Regions from separate parts of the Homo sapiens genome. Here region 2 is linked to region 1. Evidence: read pairs that join two places in POLR2A ChIA-PET (ENCODE). Cell type or tissue: PC-9. All regions are shown on one strand. Links, peaks and the distances in the headings refer to the core of each region. The heading gives the core; the rest is flanking DNA.

What was found. Peaks named below come from ENCODE experiments on the same cell type or tissue, not always from the same donor. Only the 100,000 strongest peaks of a DNase experiment are listed, where the experiment ranks them.
Region 2: POLR2A ChIA-PET joins it to region 1 with 12 read pairs; 14 of 35 experiments call an interaction of 5 or more read pairs at or near these places.

What each region holds. Positions count from the first base shown.
Region 1 is chr17:78,195,263-78,203,262 of GRCh38, reverse strand. It overlaps AFMID (arylformamidase), which reads right to left. Exons shown (of 11, transcript NM_001010982.5): 3 at 660-764; 4 at 512-560. Among named protein-coding and RNA genes, the nearest start is that of AFMID, 12 kb to the right of the region's middle. RefSeq lists an enhancer at 4,016-4,075. In PC-9, for the core only: no CTCF peak of the experiment used is centred there; a DNase peak (open chromatin) is centred at 4,132; H3K4me3 peaks cover 361 bases; H3K27ac peaks cover 2,141 bases.
Region 2 is chr17:78,100,825-78,112,852 of GRCh38, reverse strand. TNRC6C (trinucleotide repeat containing adaptor 6C) reads right to left here. Exons shown (of 23, transcript NM_001142640.2): 21 at 10,309-10,379; 22 at 9,300-9,439; 23 at 4,031-8,368. The coding sequence ends at 8,008. TMC6 (transmembrane channel like 6) reads left to right here. Exons shown (of 20, transcript NM_001127198.5): 20 at 1-5,456. Among named protein-coding and RNA genes, the nearest start is that of TMC6, 22 kb to the left of the region's middle. RefSeq lists an enhancer at 203-262. In PC-9, for the core only: no CTCF peak of the experiment used is centred there; no DNase peak of the experiment used is centred there.

The DNA.
Region 1 (8,000 bases), core at 1-8,000:
ATGGTAAAACCCTGTCTCTACTAAAAATACAAAAATTAGCTGGGTGTGGTGGCGTGCACCTGTAATCCCAGCTACTTGGGAGGCTGAGGCAGAAGAATTGCTTGAGCCCGGGAGGCAGAAGTTGCAGTGAGCTGAGGTCGCACCACTGCGTTCCAGTCTGGGTTAGAGTGAGACTCTGTCTCAAAAAAAAAAAAAAAAAAAAAAAAAGAGAGAGGAAGATTTGAGACCCAGGAACACCAGGATCACATGTGAATGGAGGCAGAGGCTGGAGCTATGCAGACACAAGCTAAGGGCTGTCTAAGGCCACCAGAAGCTGGAGAAGGCAGGAAGGACCCTCCCTAGGAACCCTGCCCACATTTGACTTGAGACTTCCGTTCTCCAGCGCTGTGAGACACAGCCCTGCAAGGAGTGCCCAGCTTGTGGCAGTTTGGTTGCGGCAGCCCTGGAGGAGGAGTCCCCCAGGGAAAGTGGAATCTCTCTTGCAGTCCACCATCCACATCCCCCGACTCACCTTCCGCTCTGCCAGTATCCTCCGTGAAAGAACAGGAAGAAAGGCAAGGCTGCAAAACCAAGCACAGGGCGTGTGAGCAAGGCCCGCCCTGCTGAGCTCTGCCACTGGACCCCCAAGCCCCGGGACCCCCAGCCCCTTCACCGACAACCTTCAGACGACTCGTCGGGGAAGTAAATGTCCACTTTCTCCCCTTCGCCGTCTCCATAGGGGACATGCAGCAGGCTCTTCCTGGTGGCCCGGGCCCTTGTGGTGGCTGTCTCAGAAATGGACAAGTCGCTGTCAGCACAAGCTCAGGTGGTAGAAATTTTTCTTTTCTTTTTTTTGAGACGAAGTCTCACTCTGTTGCCCAAGCTGGAGTGCAGTGGCGCGATCTCGGCTCACTGCAATCTCCACCTCCCCGGTTCAAGCGATTCTCCTGCCTCAGCCTCCCAAGTAGCTGGGACTACAGGTGCACGCCACTATGCCCAGCTAATTTTTATATATATATATATATTTTTTAGTAGAGACAGGGTTGTTGGCCAGGCTGGTCTTGAACTCCTGACCTCGTGATCCACCCACCTTGGCCTCCCAAAGTGCTGGGATTACAGGCATGAGCCACTGTGCCCAGCCAGGTGGCGGCAATTTCTATTTCAGCTCAGGTAGAAACATTCCAGCTGAAAGCTCCCTTAAGTTGGCGTGTTGAGCTTCAGCTCTGAGCACCTCCCATCGAAAGAGGACTGCCAGGCTGGGTGCAGTGGCTCACGCCTATAATCCCAGCACTCTGGGAGGCCGAGGCGGGTGGATCACGAGGTCAGGAGATCGAGACCACCCTGGCTAACATGGTGAAACCCTGTCTCTACTAAAAATACAAAAAATTAGCCAGGCGTGGTGGCAGGTGCCTGTAGTCCCAGCTACTCAGGAGGCTGAGGCAGGAGAATGGCGTGAATCCGGGAGGTGGAGCTTGCAGTGAGCTGAGATCACGCCACTGCACTCTAGCCTGGGGGACAGAGCGAGACGCCAACTCAAAAAAAAAAGACTGCCAGTCCTGACGTCTGTCAACAAGTGAACTGTGGTTCTGCGAGGACCCTTTTCAGCACGACTTTACTACACACTTATTATGTGCGCTATACTTTTTTGTTTTAAAGGACAGGGTCTCACTATATTGCCCAGGCTGGAGTACAGTGGCTATTCACAGGTGCAATCAAAGCATACTACAGTCTCAAACTCCCGGCGCCAAGCAATCCTCCAGCCTCAGCCTCCTGAGTAGCTGGGATTATGGGCCCGTGCCACCACACCTGGCTAATTTTTGTATTTTTAGTAGAGACGGGGTTTCACTGTATTGGCGAGGCTGGTCTCGAGCTCAACCTCAGATGATCCATCCACCTCGGCCTCCCAAAGTGCTGGGATTACAGGCATGAGCCACTGTGCCTGGCCTCTTGCTTTATTTTTTATCCTAGCATTCATCGTTTTTTTTTTTTTGCGACGGAGTCTTGCTCTGTCACCCAGGCTGGAGTGCAGTGGTGCCATCTTGGCTCACTGCAACTTCTGCCTCCTGGGTTCCAGCAATTCTCGTGCCTTAGCCTATATTTTCTAAAAATTAAAAAAAAAGTTATCTGGACGTGGTGGTGGACACCTATAATTCCGGCTACTCGGGAGGCTGAAGTGGGAGGATTACTTGAACCTGGGAGGCAGAAGCTGCAGTGAGCTGAGATTGCACCACTGCACTCCAGCTTGGGTGACAGAGCGAGATTCTGTCTCGAAAGAAAGGAAAGAAAGAAAGAGAGCATCCAGACCACTGGGAATGATCAGTCAGTAAACCCTGCCTCCCCTCCCACCGCAGCAACGCACTCCTAGTATTCACAGCTAGGACACTGCGCTCTTGGGAGAAGGAACCTGGTCTAGTCATCTTTGCAGGAACTCCCTGCTTTGCTGAAAATAAATATTGCATTTGTTTACCAGGGCAGCTGTAACAAAGTACTGCAAATTGAGTGTCTCACAGCAGTAGAACGTGATTCTCTCACAGTTCTAAAGGCCAGAAGTCTGAAATTAAGGTGTGGACACTGCCACACTCTGCCAATGCCTCTTTTGCCTCCTGCAGCTCCTGGTGGCTCCAGGCGTTCCAAGGCCTGGGGCTACGTCACTCCAGTCACCTCTGCCTCTTCCCGTCTCTGCCTCCGTCTTCACGTGGTCCCCTCCCTGTGTGTCCCTCCCTCTTCTGTCTCTTAGCAGGATAGCAGTCAATGGCATTTAGGGCCCACCCTAACCCAGAATGACTTGACTTTAGCTAATAACACCTACAAAGATGGTCTTTCCAAATAAGGAAATACCAACCGGGAACCTGCAATCCCAGCTGGTTACAGGGAGGCTGAGGCGGGCAGATCACTTGAGGTCAGGAGTTGAGACCATCCCGGCCAACATGGTAAAACCCTGTCTCTACTAAAAATACAAAAATTATCTGGGCGTGGTGGCGCGTGCCTGTAATCCCAGCTACTTGGGAGGCTGAGGCAGGACAATCGCTTGAACCCGGAGGCAGAGGTTGCAGTGAGCTGAGATCACACCACTGCACTCCAGCCTGGGCGACAGAGCAAGACTCTGTATCAAACAAACCAAACCAAACCAAACCAAAACAAAACACACCAAATAAGGAAATACCTTCATAGGTTCCCAGGGTTAGGATTTTCATAGGTTCCCAGGGTTAGGATTTGGACATATCTTTTTTTTTTTTTATGTCGTTGTGGGGGTCACCTTTATTTGGCACTGCAGATGCTAAACGTCTTACATAACACAGTTTTCAGAATTCTAGCTAGTCAGCAGAGACCTAAGGCCTCTGGGGGCCAGCCTGCAGGCCCATGCTCCACCTCTCCCATCCTGTCACCCCAAGGATCCAGATACCCCCTTCTCACAGCTGTGCTCAGGCACCATCAGGGGATCCTTGGGCTGCTGGGTTGATCTCCCCAAAAGAGGTGGAATCCAGTTCCCTGTAGAACCTGCATCTCAGAAAGGGCTCCGTGTATTAACGTGCAACTTGGGATCCCTGTCCCTGGAGGCCCCCTGGTCCCCAGCCTTGGTGGCCACAGCAGGCCTAGAGAAAAAAAAGCCTGGCCGGGCGCGGCGGCGCACACCTGCAATCCCAGCACTTTGGGAGGCCGAGGCGGGTGGACCACAAGGTCAGGCATTCGAGACCACCCTGGCCAATATGGTGAAACCCCATCTCTACTAAAAATACAAAAATTAGCCAGGCGTGGTGGCGCACACCTGTACTCCCAGCTACTCAGGAGGCTGAGGAAGGAGAATTGCTTGAACCAGGAAGCAGAGGTTGCAGCGAGCCGAGATTGCACCACTGCACTCCAGCCTGGGCAATAGAGCAAGACTGTCTCAAAAAAAAAGAAAAGAAAAAAAAAAACAACCGTGCTTCCCTCGGGTGGGTGATTCATTCTGCAACTCCAGAAGGGTAAACACGGCAGAGGAAGAAAAAGCATGGGGCTGAGAGCTTGTACGAATTGCGTCTATGCCAGAATGCAGAACCATAAACCGGGCTGTCTCCACTTCAGCTGGATGGATTAAAGCTGAGGGAAATCAAAGGGAAGTTGCCCATGGGCCAATCCAGGCAGGAAGCTGCCTTTGCAGAACGCCAGTGAGGTTGCAAAACCTGTTTTGCCAGCACCCACGTTACCAACCACTTGCCCCTGCAGGGCTCCCTGCGTACTGACGTACTGACGAGAAGCTATCTACGTACAGATGAGGAAACATCTCCAAGAAATACTAAGTGAAACTGGCAGGGTGGAACTGTGTGTACTACGGGGCCATTTGGATGAAAGGGAGGGGGAGTCTATATCCATATGAAGAACAGTGGCCACCTTGACGGGGGCCAGGGGAACTGGGCACACGAAAGGGAAGAGGAGTGAGCATTTCACTGAAAAGCCTTGTGTGGTTTTGGTTTTGTTTTGTTTTGTTTTGTTTTTTTGAGACAGAGGCTCGCTCTGTCGCCCAAGCTGGAGCCCACTGGTGCAATCTTGGCTCACTGCAACCTCCGCCTCTGGGGTTCAAGTGATTCTCCTGTCTCCTCCTTCTGAGCAGCTGGGATTACAGGTGTGCGCCACCACACCTGTCTAATTTTTTTTTTTTTTTTTTTTGAGACAGAGCTTTGCTCTTGTCACCCAGGCTGGAGTGCAACGGCGCAATCTCCGCTCACTCCAACCTCTGTTTCCTGGGTTCAAGTGATCTGCAACCTCTGCTTCCTGGGTTCAAGCGATTCTCCTGCCGCAGCCTCCCAAGTAACTGGGATTACAGGCACGCACCACCATGCATGGCTAATTTTTTTTTTTTTTGTATTTGTAGTAGAGATGGGGTTTCACCATATTGGCCAGGTTGGTCTCGAACTCCTGACCTTGAGTGATATCCCCGCCTTGGCCTCCCAAAGTGCTGGGATTACAGGTGCGAGCCAGTGCATCTGGCCCAGGCGAATTTTTGTATTTTTAGTAAAGATGGGTTTTCACGGTGTTGGCCAGGCTGGTCTGGAACTCCTGAATTCACTTTTTATTTTTGAGACACGGTTTCACTCTGTCACACAGGCTGGAGTGTAGTGGTGCAATCTCGGCTTACTGCAGCCTTAACCTCCTAGGTTCAAACAAGCTTCCCACCTCTGCCACCAGAGTAGCTAAGACTATAGGCGTGTGCCACCACGCCTGGCTAACTTTTGTATTTTTTGTAGGGACAGGGTTTCGCCATGTTGCCCAGGCTGTTCTCGAACTCCAGGGCTCAAGTGATCCTCCCACCTTAGCCTCCCAAGCACCACCACACCCAGCTAATTTTTAATTTTTTTGTAGAGACCAGGTCTTGCATGTTGCCAGCTGGTTTCGAACTCCTGGGCTCAAGCGTCCTCCTGCTTTGGTTTCCCAAAGTCTGGGATTACAGGCATGCGCCACCGGCCCCCTCTCTTTCTCAAACCACATCTGATCATCAGGAAATCCTTGGATGCCCCCTCCACTGCTTGTCCTGGGTCTAGAGTCTCCTCCCCATCTGCACTGAGACCACTCTGGTTGGATACCCTTTGACCTGTTCCCTGGAAGGCAGCAGCCACCCCTCTAGGCTCTTCCAGCTTCTACCCGGACTCCCTACAGCCACAAGCGTGAGCTGGTTATAACACGCTCACATCCATCCTGGGCTCCTGTCTGAGTCAGCCTGGGCGGCTATAACAAAATACCAGACTGGGGAAACTTAATGGAAATTTTATTTTCTCACAGTTCTGCAAACTGGAAGTCCAAGATCAAGGTGCCAGCAGGGTTGGTGTCTGATAAGCCCCAGGGCTGCAGACCTGCCACCAATCCTTTGCTGAAAGCCATCTGGGCTGTCTCCCAGGCCATGCTACCACAAACACCCCTGCTGTGAATAGCTTTGTACATCCATTACCATACCACTTGCAAGCATCTGTAGGACGCACTCTCAGGGGTAGAATTCTGGGTCAAAAGGCAGACGCATTTGTCACTGTGAGGCCATTGCCGGCTGCCATCCATGGGGGTTTGCCAACAACCCTGCCCCAGCACAGTGTGAAGACAATGTGCCTCACAGGCTCATCGGAGTGGCTTCATCAGAAGGTCGTGATTTAATTCACACAGGAGTTCTCAAGCCTATAAATGGACTAGATTAAAGTTGTGCTACGATTAAGAAAAACATCATGGAATTTATGTTCTAAGTGGAATGGCCATTAAAACCAAGCAGCTATAGGTGTTCATTATCATGCATAAGCCTCTCTCAGATATTAAAAAACTCTACTAACCTCGGGAAAGAGAAATTGCCTCTCTCTAGGAGAGGACAGCTGGGGTGCAGAGACAGAGAATGAAGTGACTCATGCCCCCCACAGAGGGCCCTCCAGTCCCTGAACCCCAGGGCAAGAACACAGGAGGGCTTCAGCAAGACACCCCAGAACAAACCTTATGGCAAACTTCCTTTCTCATTAAAGCAAAAGCTTCATTGCTATTATTTACAACTCAGGCTATGTGGAAATGGTGCTACGAACACGCGTGTAAAAATGCTTGTTTGAGTACCTGTTTTCAATTGTTTTGGGTTAGAAATAATTTCTGGGTTTTTTTTTTCAGATGGAGTTTCATTCTTTGTTGCCCAGGCTGGAGTGCAATGGCGTGGTCTCGACTCACTGCAACCTCCCCAACCTGGGTTCAAGCTATTCTCCCACTTCAGCCTCCCCGGTGGCTGGGATTACAGGCATGTGCCACTATGCCTGGCTCATTTTTGTATTTTCAGTAGAGAAGGTGTTTTGTCGTGTTGGCCAGGCTGGTCTCCAACTCCTGACCTCAAGTGATCTGCCCCCCTCTGGCCTCCCAAAGTGCTGGGATTACAGGCGTGAGCCTCTGTGCCTGGCTGGGTAGAAATAATTTCTTTTCTTTTTTTTCTGAGACAAGGTCTCGCTTTGTCACCCAGGCTAGAGTGCAGTGGTGCAATCTTTGCTCATTGCAACCTCTGCCTCCTGAGTTCAAGCAATTCTCTTGCCTTGGCCTCTCAAGTAGCTGAGATTATAGGCGCACGCCACCATGCCTGGCTACTTTTTGTGTTTTTAGTAGAGATGGGGTTTCACTATGTTGGCCAGGCTGGCCGTGAACTCTTGACCTCAAGTGATTCCCACCGCCTTGGCCTCCCAAAGTGCTGGGATTACAGGGATGAGCCATGGAGCCCAGCCTGGGTTAGAAATAATTTCTAATGCTACCATCCTGGCTAACACGGTGAAACCCCGTCTCTATTCAAAAAATTAGCTGGGCATGGTGGTGGGCGCCTGTAGTACCAGCTACTTGGGTGGCTGAGGCAGGAGAATGGCGTGAACCTGGGAGGCGGAGCTTGCAGTGAGCCAAGATCTTGCCACTGCACTCCAGCCTGGGTGACAGAGCAAGACTCCGTCTCAAAAACAAAAATAATAATAATAATAATAATTTATAATGCTGTGCATGGTATTAAAAACAGGACTGCAAGGCCGGGCGTGGTGGCTCTTGCCTGTAATCCCAGCACTTTGGGAGGCGGGCAGATGACCTGAGGTCGGGAGTTCCAGACCAGCCTGACCAACATGGAGAAACCCCATCTCTACTAAAAATACAAAATTAGCTGGACGTGGTGGCGCACGCCTGTAATCCCAGCTACTTGGGAGGCCAAGGCAGGAGAACTGCTTGAACCCAGGAGGCAGAGGTTGCGGTGAGCTGAGATCGCGCCATTGCACTCCAGCCTGGGTAACAAGAGTGAAACTCCGCCCCAAAAAAAAAAAAAACAGGACTGCAGGGCTGCACGCGGCAACTCATGCCTGTAGTCCCAGCACTTTGGGAGGTCGAGGCAGGCGGATCACCTGAGGCCAGGAGTTTGAGACCAGCCTGGCCAACATGGCGAAACCCTGTCTCTACTAAAAACACAAAAATTAGCCGGGCGTGGTGGTGCACATCTGCAATCCCAGCTATTCGGGCAGCTGAGGCACAAGAACTGCTTGAACCCAGGAGGTGGAGGTTGCAGTGAGATG
Region 2 (12,028 bases), core at 1,708-9,707, 92 kb after region 1:
CCTCCAGGCGCAGGTCTGGGTCCTGGGAACCTCAGCTGGAGTGGGGGCGCCCTCTGCTGGCCAAGCCCCAGATGGCAGGGGCTGGACCGCGCCAGGGCTTGATTCGCTTGCTGCCTTTGACCAGCCTGAACTCGCGCCCAGGAGGGGCTTACACCTGCACAAGTGAGCCGAGCAGGCACGGATTGTGACCAGAGCGATGCGTCAACCATTGGGTGATGCTGTAGCATCTACTGGAGCAGGAGACAAATTTAGAGAGGGACTTGGAGGGGAGACATATCAGTTGCAAATGAGTTGTGGGGACAGTTGCCTCCCAGGCATAGGTAACCAGCACCTGTGCTTGGAGGCGAACAGGGCTTGGTGAGGTGGGGCTGGCCCCCTGCTTCTGGCTGCCAGCAGCTGGCTGGGGGGTGGTGATCCTGGGTCTGACTGGGCTGAGTTTGAGGAGCCCGTGGGATACCGAAAACCGTAGGCTGTGGGGGGTGGGCACAGGGATTCGGGGACCAGCCCGTCATGACCCCGTGCTCCAGGTCTGCAGGGACCAGCCCATGACAGCCCAGGGCTCCAGGTCTGCGGGGACCAGCCCATCACAGCCCAGGGCTCCAGGCCTGCGGGGACCAGCCCGTCAGCCTCAGTTCTCCAGGCCTGCGGGGACCAGCCCGTCATGACCCCAGTGCTCCAGGTCTGTGGGGACCAGCCCGTCAGCCTGTGCTCCAGGCCTGCAGGAACCAGCCCGTCAGCCTCAGTGCTCCAGGCCTGCGGGGACCAGCCCGTCAGCCTGTGCTCCAGGCCTGCGGGGACCAGCCCGTCATGACCCCAGTGCTCCAGGTCTGTGGGGACCAGCCCGTCAGCCTGTGCTCCAGGCCTGCGGGAACCAGCCCGTCATGACCCCAGTGCTCCAGGCCTGCGGGGACCAGCCCGTCATGACCCCAGTGCTCCAGGTCTGTGGGGACCAGCCCGTCACGGCGCAGGGTTCCAGGCTTGTGGGGACCAGCCTGTCACAGCCCAGGGCTCCAGGCCTGCAGGAGCTGCGCTTGGGATTGGGGGAATGAACCCAGGTGGGGAAATGGTCAAAGAGCGATGGGCCCAGAAAAGGGTCAGACCCAGATGGAGATGCCACTGGCTGCTAGCAGACCCCCACGCTGGGTCTAGCCCACCCAATCCCATGGGGATGCTCCTGTGCTCTGCAGACATCTGGGTGCTGCCACAGGGGCCCGACAGAGTTGGCATCTGGGTGGATCTGAGCCAAGTGGTGCTTCTGGGCCTCAGCAAGTAGCTGGTGCTGATTCTGGGCAGCCAACTGTGGCAGCATCTTCAGGTGCGAGTGCTGCTGGGTGAAGCTGCGTGGGCAGTCCAGAAAGTGACGTGACAGTCCACAGGGACCGACGTAGGGTTTCCAGCCCCTATCTGTGCAGATGCTGTCCTCCAAACCATCACGGTCCCTCTCTGGCTGGGGACGTGCGCCTGCCACTGCTGGCTTGCCAGCATGATCATTGGTTGTGACCTGTTGAGCCCATCTTGCCAGCCTCACAAAGGACAGTACTAGCTGCTTATGACAGGAAAGTGGAAGAACTTGGCCTGGATATTTCTGGAGAATTACCGTGTGTGCTAGTCAGTCTTTCGTGTCAACCAGGCCAGGCTGTGGGGCCCAGTGATCTCATCGAGAGGGGCCGAGGTGTTGCTGTGATCGTGTGCTGCTGGAATGTGGTGAACACCTACAGTCGATTTCACCTAAAGATCATCCTTGAGAATGTGGGTGGGCCTCATCCTATCAGCTGAAAGCTTTAAGAGCAAAACCCGAGGTGTCCCAGAGAGGGAATTCTGCCTTGAGACGGCGGCTTCCCACTCCCACTGGATGTCCAGCCCGCGGCCCCACGGCTGGGTGAGCCCGTCCTCTCCTCGTTTCTGTCTCCGGACCCACCGTGTGGCCCCAGACCCTCCAGTGAGGACCTCCCGTATTTCTTCAGAGCAGCCCTTGCGTGCTGGAGGCCTGGGCTTCAGTGTGTCCCTGGGTGCCCTGGGGCATGTTCTGTGACCTCCCAGCTCCTCGCCTCATGGGGCCGCTGTATCAAGTGACACAGTTTGTGTGCTGCGTACCATGCCTGGCACCCATTTGAGGTGTTGCAAGGAGGCCATGTTTGCTCGATGAGAGCAGCCTAAGATCTACAAACTGTTGTTCGAGTGGATGGGAACTTGATGCTATTTTCAGGCTGAATGACAAGACTCCGCGATGCTTCTCGGCCTGGGCTGCACAACGGAATCTACCAGGGAGGTTTTAAAAACACTGGTACTTGCTGGAGGTGGTGGCGCCTGTCTGTAATTGCAGCTGCTCCAGAGGCTGAGGCGGAGGATTGCTTGAGCCCAAGAGTTTCGGTTTATTTGCTTTTTCAGAGTCTTGCTCTTGCCCAGGCTGGAGTGCAGTTCCATGATCTCGGCTCACTGCCTCAGCCTCCCAAGTAGCTGGGATTACAGGTGCATACAACCAGGCCTGGCTGATCTTCGTATTTTTAGTAGAGATGGGGTTTCACCATGATGGTCAGGCTGGTCAAGATCTCCTGACCTCAAGTGATCTGCCCGCCTCGGCCTCCCAAAGTGCTGGGATTACAGACATGAACCACAACACCTGCCGAGCCCAGGTGTTTTGAATCCAGCACGGGCAATGGCAAGACCCTGTCCCAACAAACAAAAAAACACTGGTGCCTGAGGCCCACCCCGAGAGATTCTGATTGAGTTGATTTGGATTTGAATTATCTTTAAAATTTTGGATGTGAATTTTTTTTTTTTTTCTTGGAATGGAGTTTCACTCTTGTTCCCCAGGCTGGAGTGCAACGGGACGATCTTGGCTCACCGCAACCTCCGCCTACTGGGTTCAAGCCATTCTCCTGCCTCAGCTTCCCAAGTAGCTGGGATTACAGGCATGTGCTACCATGCCCAGCTAATTTTGTATTTTTAGTAGAGACAGGGTTTCTCCATGTTGCTCAGGCTGGTCTTGAACTCCTGACCTCAGGTGATCCGCCCGCCTCGGACTCCCAAAGTGCTGGGATTACAGGCATGAGCCACCATGCCTGGCCGGATGTGAATTATCTTAAAAATTTTCAGGTAATTCTAATGGGCCAAGGTTGAGAACCCCTGCTCTGGGCCCATCCGAGCACCAGGCTGTCACAAACGCATGCATGCACTCACGCCCGTGGGCTTGGGGGGCTTCGGAAATGTGCTTCTGCTTTTTTGAGATGGGGTCTTTCTGTTGCCCATCCCGGAGCACAGTGGCACGATCACAGCTCACTGCAGCCTCGACCTCCTGGGCTCAGGTGATCCTCCCGCCTCAGCCTCCTGAGTGTCTGCTTCTGGTTTTCATGATGACCTGGGGCCCAGGCATACTACACTTGTGCTGTTCAGGGGCCAGTCCTGCACCAGGAGCCCATCAGCCACAGCTCCGCCGAGAAGCACTGATATGCAGAGCTAAGCAGCTTTGTTTCCACGTGGATCCTGCGTAGGTTTTCTTGGTCCATCCGTAGACACCGCACTCCTGCAGAGGATCTTCTCGGGATGCCCCACTGTCTCTGTTTTCCCTCTTCACTGAACACTCAGTCGGGGCTCGCCATGATGCCTCTGTGTCTGCTGGCTTCTCCCCCATTGGAACAGCCTTCTTGGCACGCCACACTGCTAGCTGCTGGGCACTGTGCTTTCTGCCTTTACCGTTCTGCCGTGATGTTGCCAAAATAGCAGCAACAACAACAACAACAAAGGCTGGGCACCTGGCTCATGCCTGTATTCCCAGCAGTTCGAGATCAGCCTGGGCAACATGGTGAGACCCTATCTCTACAAAAATAAAAAATGAAATGAGCTGGGTGGGGTGGCGCATGCATGCCTGTGGTCCCAGCTACTTGGGAGGCTGAGGTCGGAAGATCGCTGGAGCTTAACCTTGAGGTCAAGGTTGCAGTGAGCCGAGATTACATCACTGCACTCCAGCGTGGGAGACAGAGACCCTGTATTAACAAACAAAAACACAAACCACAAAGGGCAGGTCTGAAACTGCCATTTAAAAAAAAATTTAATAAACTTAAAAAAATATATATCCACAGATGCAGGTGAAGAACCTGTTGTCTTCCTCAAGCCTCTTTTTCACCCATGGGTGGAAATGGTGCCCTGGACACCCAGGCCCACGAGGTCTTTGCGTGGGGTCCCTACACAGGGCTTTAGCTTACACTGTGCTGCCCTCCTGTCCCCCGAGTTCCCAGTCTGTCAAAATCCAACCTGGTCTCCCAGGCCCAGGGCAAATGCCACCTCCTCCATGAAGCCTGCCACATCCTTTGCACACCCTTGGGCGCTGACCTTGTTCTCCCAGCGCACAGGCACGGGTACAGTTTGCCCCTGTAGTAGTAACTCAGGCACAAAACGAACTCTTGCTGAGGCTCGGCCGCGCAGAGCTGAGGGTTGCCGCTTCCAGGTTCAAGTGCATTTTGAGTTTCATTCCCAGCTTCCTTCTTTTTCTGGTCTTTAATTTCTTCTCCGGATTAGGTCCCACTCAATGCTTTCCTTCTCAATTTCCAAAAGAGTATGGTCAGAGCCAGCAGCACACCACCTTCCCCATGGGTGGGGGGGGGCCAGCCTGTGGCGGGGGTGCGGGTCCCATCTTTTCGAAGGAATTGACCCACAGTGGGCGGGTCCACCTTTGACCTTGCCCCAGGGAGCGCAGACAGAAAAAAGATCCTTGCTTAGTTTGAGGGGCCGCTGGGGTGCTCGGTTTGTCTTCAGAGGCCTGTCTGTAACACCAATGCCAACCCGGTGGCACTGACTGGTCACCCTGAAGGCCACGGCCAGTGTCCTAGGAAGGGACTCAATTTCTAGCTGTGCCACCTGAGATTCTGGGGTTAGGCTGGTTGTGCTTCTGAAGTTCCACTGTGCTCAAAGTGCTTGGTGAAAGTTAGCGAAGGTGATTTTACAAAAATAGATGCATAAAATGTCTAGGAAACACAAAAAATCCTCATTACTCTTCTCTCCAAATATTTTTTAAGCCCCAACTGGACCCTAGGCAAAAGTGAGTGGCACTCCTCTGCCAGGACTCCAGGCAAGCCCCGGCATCTTCTTGCTGCCGTCCCAGACAACAGAAGTTACCAGATGAACAGACTTGGATGGGCCACGGGGGTGGAGAGCTGGAAAGCTTGGCTGTGCCTCTCGATGATGATTAAGATTTCAATATTTACAGCAAAACCACAAAGCAAATGATAGAATAAAGCAAAACAATGGAAAATCTGAGTTCACTCGTGAGAGAGGTACGTATGTGAGCTCTGAGGAAATTACAGAGGGAACGCATGCAGCGGGACAGCTCTCCCAATCGCAGCGTGCAAAGTAGACATCCATAGTGTCTTTTGAAAAATGAAAAACACATTACTTTGAACAGCCAAGAAAAAAATTGCAATTTATTAAGATTCAATAAAGCGTTGTACTTTCGAAAGCAACTTTCGATGCATGTTCTTCAACAGTCACATTCTATGAGGAAAACATTAAGAGCCACGAACTTGTTGTTTAATCTCAGAGTTACAGACATATTAAGTTCAAAATAAAAGGTAAAAAAAACAAAAAACAAACAAACAAAAAACCCCTCAAACCCAACAAAACCCAAAAACAAACAAACATATTCTTGACTTCCATCCCCAATTTTAAAACAACAGTTTTTCTACAACTCAATGCTCGCCGGCAGCACGGGAAGTGGTATGTCGGACGCACATACGCACACGCATGCTCACACGCACACATATTGGATATACATACGCAGGTGTATGTCCATCGAATATATAGAACGCATGTAATGGCAATGAGATGCAGTCACTCTGAGGAAGGTTGGTTTTTCTAAATATCCTACTAAACTTGAGAAAAAAAGTCTTGAACCCAGTTTGTGCATAGTTCATGATCCTCTATAAAACCAGCTTTTGTGGATCTGCAGTCTTGCAGGACTTTTTTTTTTTTTTTTGTATTTTTTTTGTTTTGATAAAACCATTAAAAAGCTAATTAAAAAAATGTAATGCACAAGTTTCCTGATCAAGCAGGCAGGGAGCACAATGTTCATATATATATTTTTTAAAACATACTTGAAGGTATGTTATTCCATTGTCTTTCTTCCTTGCAAAACAATCAAAACATTGATCATTTTTAAAACATAAAGCAATTTTTAATATATAAAGCACTCTTCAAACATCTATTTCTTTTGAGTCCATTATTTGGTAAATATGTAACTGCTACACATTAGAGATTAGGTATTTTTCTTCTTTGTGTTTTTTTTTCCTCTTTTTCTTTTTTTTCATTTTTTTGTTTTGTTTTGTTTTTTTTTTTTTTAAATAACATCTTCAGTGCTAGGAGTTGGGTTTAAAAATACATGAAATGGTGTGGAGCTGCCCTCGGGAGCCCTGGCTTTCCTGAGAGCGCGTCCGGCATGTGCAAGACAGTGGCCACAACGCCTGTCACCTTGACGAAGGGGCGAAAGCAATCGACAGAGTCCACGACGATGGCCGAGGGAACAACACTGTCCCGTCCCAGAGCTCTGAAGGAACGCATCTGCATTCTGAAAATAGGTTTCTTTACGACGGAAGTCTTTTTTTTTTTTTAATTCCTTTTTAAATTTTTAAAATTTTAAAGTCTGAAGGAGAAAAAAAGGTCTGTAAACAGGTGGGAGCCCAAACCCCAGGCTCCCCCAAAAGCAGTCACAACCCACGCCCAAGTGCTTGTTTCTGTTCCTTCCACGGAACCATCCATTCTTTACAAGTATCTATGGCCACAGTTCAACAACAGTTTTTTTTTTTTTTCTCTTTAACTTTATATTCCAAATGGAAAAATGGTGCAATACTCTGGTAATAATTTTCTTGCATTAGTCCACAATAAAAAGCTGCTAAAGGTAGGTATACATGTTATTTCTCCAGAGATATACACTGTACTTTTTAAACGCAGTCACAGAGTCCTTGAGTAAACATTTACACATGAATTGTCGCCAGCCCTGTCCTAGGAATTCTCTGTAATGTATAGGATTAGCTAAAGGAAGGGCGAGGACACTCAGTGCAAAGTTAGAAGCTAATAATAACAACCGTTTGACCAATGCGCCAAAAAAAAAGCGTATACTGAATACAAGGGAAAACCCACAGTTAAATCCTCACACGCTTTCAAACACACAAACACAGAAAACTGCACGCCGTGCAGGAGCACGCGCCACACATGCACACACACACACACTTCTGTTTCAACACGCACACATACACACACGTAGGCTATGAACTTAGAAATTTTTCCTAGAGCCTGTTTCTGTGTACTGATGTCAACCTGGAAGTGTAGAATTAGAAAGTGTTCACATTTCACTATTGGCCTGCTGGATTCAAGTATTTGCATGTTTGATATGTCTTTTTTTAACTTTTAAAAAATATTTTTTGGGATAAAAAAATGACATGAAAAAGTAATGAAACAAGGGTAATGTGCATAGGCGGATCCAGGGGAACAGAGAGCAGATCGCAGCCCGCGCCTTCCGCTCAGCTCCCGCCGCGGAGCCGCTCTGCGCCCGGCGGTCCACACCAGACTCTGCCCTGATTACCGGCCGCCTCTGGTCATGTGCATAATCGTCACAGGCTCATTTTAAATAGGCTTCACGTCTCCCTCCCTCCCCCACAGATAAAATAACCCTTTCCAGCCCACAATCTGAAAAGTGCCCTTCATGATAGAACTATTCTAAGCAGCTTTTATACTTAAAAAAAAAAAAAAAATCAAAATGACAACACACTATACAAACATAAGACGCACAAAATAAAAAGCTACGAGGAACATCCTGTCATTAGCATGTGACGCTGACCCACCGCAGCCCGCACTGTTTTGCGAACAGTTCGCAAGGACTGCGGCCAAGGTTCGTCTTCAGTCCTGGACAGAGGTACTCAAAAGGGCGGCCGCTGCTGGGTTCCAGCGGGTCTGTGGGGCCGCCCAGCCGGGAGGGGTCCCGGGAGGGGTCGGCTCTCCTGGTGCTGATGATGGCAGAGCCTACAGGGACTCCCCGCTGAGCAGGTCCCCAGGCAGCAGGGTGGTTAGCGGCGTGGGGCTGCCTATCACCCTGCTGTCGTCGGCGCTGGGCGGGCCCCACAGGCTGCTGGAGTACTGGGGCACCCCGCCCCACAGCAGCTCACTGCTCCCCTTGCCACCCAGGCACGGGGCGTTCCAGTGGCCAGCGTCGCTGCGTACCAGGCCATGGGAGCTGCCCGCTGCGCTGAGCCGCGGCTGGCTGGACGCGCTGCTGGACTGCCAGCTGGAAGTGGGTGGCAGCGCCTGGCCTTGGGCTAAGAAGCGATTCACTTCTTCTTCACCAGCGAACTCGGCCAGGATGGTAGTGTTTCCCAGGACGCACCTGCAACAGCAAGATGGGGCACGTGAACAGGGCCACCCCAAGTCCTGCTGAGTTCGTGGCACTGGCTTTCTCTGTATTGGGAACGGCCCCACATGGAAGCCATCCTGTGGCTTCTGTTTTGCCACTGCTATTTCCAAACCCAGACTGTGAATGTTTTGCTCAGTTCAGACTTCTAGTGGCAACATCGTACTGGTACACAGAGTACATCTTCAAGTGCGTGAACAGATCATTAAATGTGGGCTCGTTTAGGGTCAGTGTCATTTGCATCCTGGGCTAAAAACAGGAATGACTAATTTCTAGGTTCCAACGTCTCAAGTGATGTTACTGATCAGGTCTACTCGTACTTCTATCAAAAGCAACCTTTCACTAGGGTGAAGGGTTGGCTGTGAGGACCACTGCTGGGCCCTGTGTAGGAATGTGTCACAGGGAGGGAGTAGACACAGCAACTCAGCAGCAGAAAAAAACCAGTAAGTCCCAAGATACCTGTGAGGAACTGACCTGTGTCGCCTTTCCCCAATTCCTTTGTTGAAGTCCTAACACCCAGTACCTCCCCATGTGACTACGTTTGGAGATGGGGTCTTTAAGGCGGGAATTAAGTTAGTTAGATGAGGTCACATGGGTAGGCCCTAGTCCAACAGGACTGGTGTCCTTATAAGGAGAGATTACGGCACAGACATGCACAAAGAGACGACCATATAAGAACAGAGGGAGAAGGCAGCTGTCTACAGCCAAGGAGAGAGGCCTCAGGAGAAACCAGCCCTGCCCACACCTTCATCTTGGGTATCAGACTTCCAGCCTCCAGAAGTGGGAGGGTGGCCAGCCTGTGGGATTCTGCTATGGTGGCTCAGGACACCCCTGCAACACCCCTAACCTAATGCTCTGGGGGATGGGGAGCTACTTGGAGCGCTGAGGTGGCTGTGAGAAAACATACATGTGCAGAGACTTCTGGGCCTTGGCAGCCTCCTCCTTGGAGCTGTACCGGACCACAGCATTGCCTTGAGTCAGATTCAGGTGGAATGTGATAAGAGGCCCATGTTGCAAACACAATGTCCGCAGTGTAGAACCATCAATCTGATAGAGGAAGCACAGGGACATGAATGAGCTTTCTTCTGATTTCTTTCACTACAGCCTTCCAAAGAAAAAACGTATGAAATTGGATACACTAAACACTAGGAATGTTTTTCTTTAAAAGGCCTAATAATATGTGGTTTTACAACATTAACGTTTTATATCTCTGTGGCCAAACGTGTAACTAAAAACTTGGATGCTTCAGTTACATTTTATAAGTTAGGCTAATCAGAGGAAGGAGAAAAACCCCATTTTGAATTCTGCTCTCCTTTCACCAGAGCACGTCGCACAGAGCCTCTGGTTTGCAAAAGGCACCTGGGTCCAGCTGCTGACAACAGACTTGGGAGACGTGCAGGTGGGTGTGGCCTGGGTCCCGGGAAGGGACTGGCTAGCCCCACAGTCTGATGTGGCCAAACGACTCTTTTAAAAAATGTTATAAAAATACACACATGGGGTCTTGCTATGTTGCCCAGGCTGGTCTCCAACTCTTGGGCTCAGGTGATCCCTGGCCTCGGCCTCCCAAAGTGCTGGGATTACAGGCATGAGCTACTGCGCCCAGCCAGGCCCAACCACTCTTGAATGGCTAGTTGTAAAATAAACAATTCTATTTACAGAGCACACTTTTCCAGCCTCTGGTGGGGAAACAAACAATTCACCAGGAACATGGTTAAAAGAGGCCCCTGGGCCCCATCTGCTGCCGCTGCTGGAGCCAATCCTGGCACTTGCTCATCTCCTCCCATGCAGCGTCACTTATGGACCCTGACCAAGAACCCCCAACTATCCTGCCCCACCAGACAGCCTCATCTGCATTGGGGGCCAAGCGGGAACCCTCCCTGGATCATGCTCAGTGATGCAGGGGCACCATATTGCACCTGGGGAGTGAGGTTTCGAAGAACGAGCCAGCTGCTGGTTCTTCCTGAGGTGTCGGTGCTCCAGGCAGAACCTGCAACAAGAGGGGAGAACCTGGTTGACAAGGCCCCGTGCCAGTGGATAGTGCGGCCCTCCCCACTTCTTATTGTGCTGAAGTGTGGGACAGCACAGGCCGTCACTGCGTGCTTTAGGAAAGCCTTTCTCAGCCTGGGAGGCCCATGCTATCTTTGGTAAACCAAAACCTCACAGTCCCTGCAGACCCCCTTCCCACTTCCCCGTGGTGACTCTGACTTTTTGGATCTTCCCACCAGCCCGGGAGGCCTGTGTTTTCCCATCTGTGCCAGGAGAGACGGGGGTGATGAGGCCCGAGAATCTCCAGGGAAGCTCTGCTCTCCACCTCTGCCTGTCCCCAGACCCGGTGTGGAATCAGTGCTCCCAGGTTCTTCTGGTTAATACAACAGAGCAAATCCCTGAAGGCTGCCGCTAAAAGGCAGAAACCATTACTTTCCAACTATCTGATACGGTTTGGCTGTGTCCCCATCCAAATCTCATCTTGAATTGTAACTCCCGTGATTCCCACCCCCACCCCAAAATCTGGCCATTAAACTGGCCCCAAAACTGGCCATAAAAAAAACTCTCTGCAGCACTGTGACATGTTCATGATGGCCATGACGCCCATGCTGGAAGGTTGTGGGTGTACCGGAATGAGGGCAAGGAACACCAGGCCCACCCAGGGCGGAAGACTGCTTAAAGGCGTTCTTAAACCACAAACAGTAGCACGAGCGATCTGTGCCTTAAGGATATGCTCCTGTTGCAGATAACTAGCCAAACCCATCCCTTTATCTCCCATAAGGGATACTTGTAGTTAATCTAGTATCTACGGAAACAATGCTAATGACTGACTTGCTGTTAATAAATACGTGGGTAAATCTCTGTTTAGGGCTCTCAGCTCTGAAGGCTGTGAGACCCCCGATTTCCCACTTCACACCGCTCTATTTCTGTGTGTGTGTCTTTAATTCCTCTAGTGCCTCTGGGTTAGGGTCTCCCTGATCAAGCTGGTCTTGGCACGGAAGCAACTTTGGAACTGGGTAACAGGCAGAGGTTGGAACTCAAGGCTCAGAAATAGACGGGAGAATGTGGGAAAGTTTGGAACTTCCTAGAGACTTGTGAAATGGCTTTGACAAATTGCTGATAAGGATATGGACAATAAAGTCCAGGCTGCAGCGGTCTCAGATGGAAATGAGGAACTTGTTGGGAACTGGGGCAAAGGTGGCTCTTGTTGTTTTAGCAAAGAGACTGGCGGCATTTTGCCCCTGCCCTAGAGATTTGTGGAGCTTTCAACTTGAGAGGGATGATTGAGGGTATCTGGCAGAAGAAATTTCTAAGCAGCAAAGCCTTCAAGAGGTGACTTGGGTGCTGCTAAAAGCATTCCGTTTTATAAGGAAAGTCGAACATGAAAGTTCAGAAAATTGGCCAGGCACGGTGGCTCACGCCTGTAATCCCAGCATTTTGGGAGGCTGAGATGGGTGGATTACGGGAGGTCAGGAGTTTGAGACCAGCCTGGCCAACATGGGGAAACCCCATCTCTACTAAAAATACAAAAATTAGCTGGGCATGGTGGCAGGCACCTGTAGTCCCAGCTACTCGGGAGGCTGAGACAGGAGAATCACTTGAACCTGGGAGGCAGAGGTTGCAGTGAGCCGAGATCACGCCACTGTACTC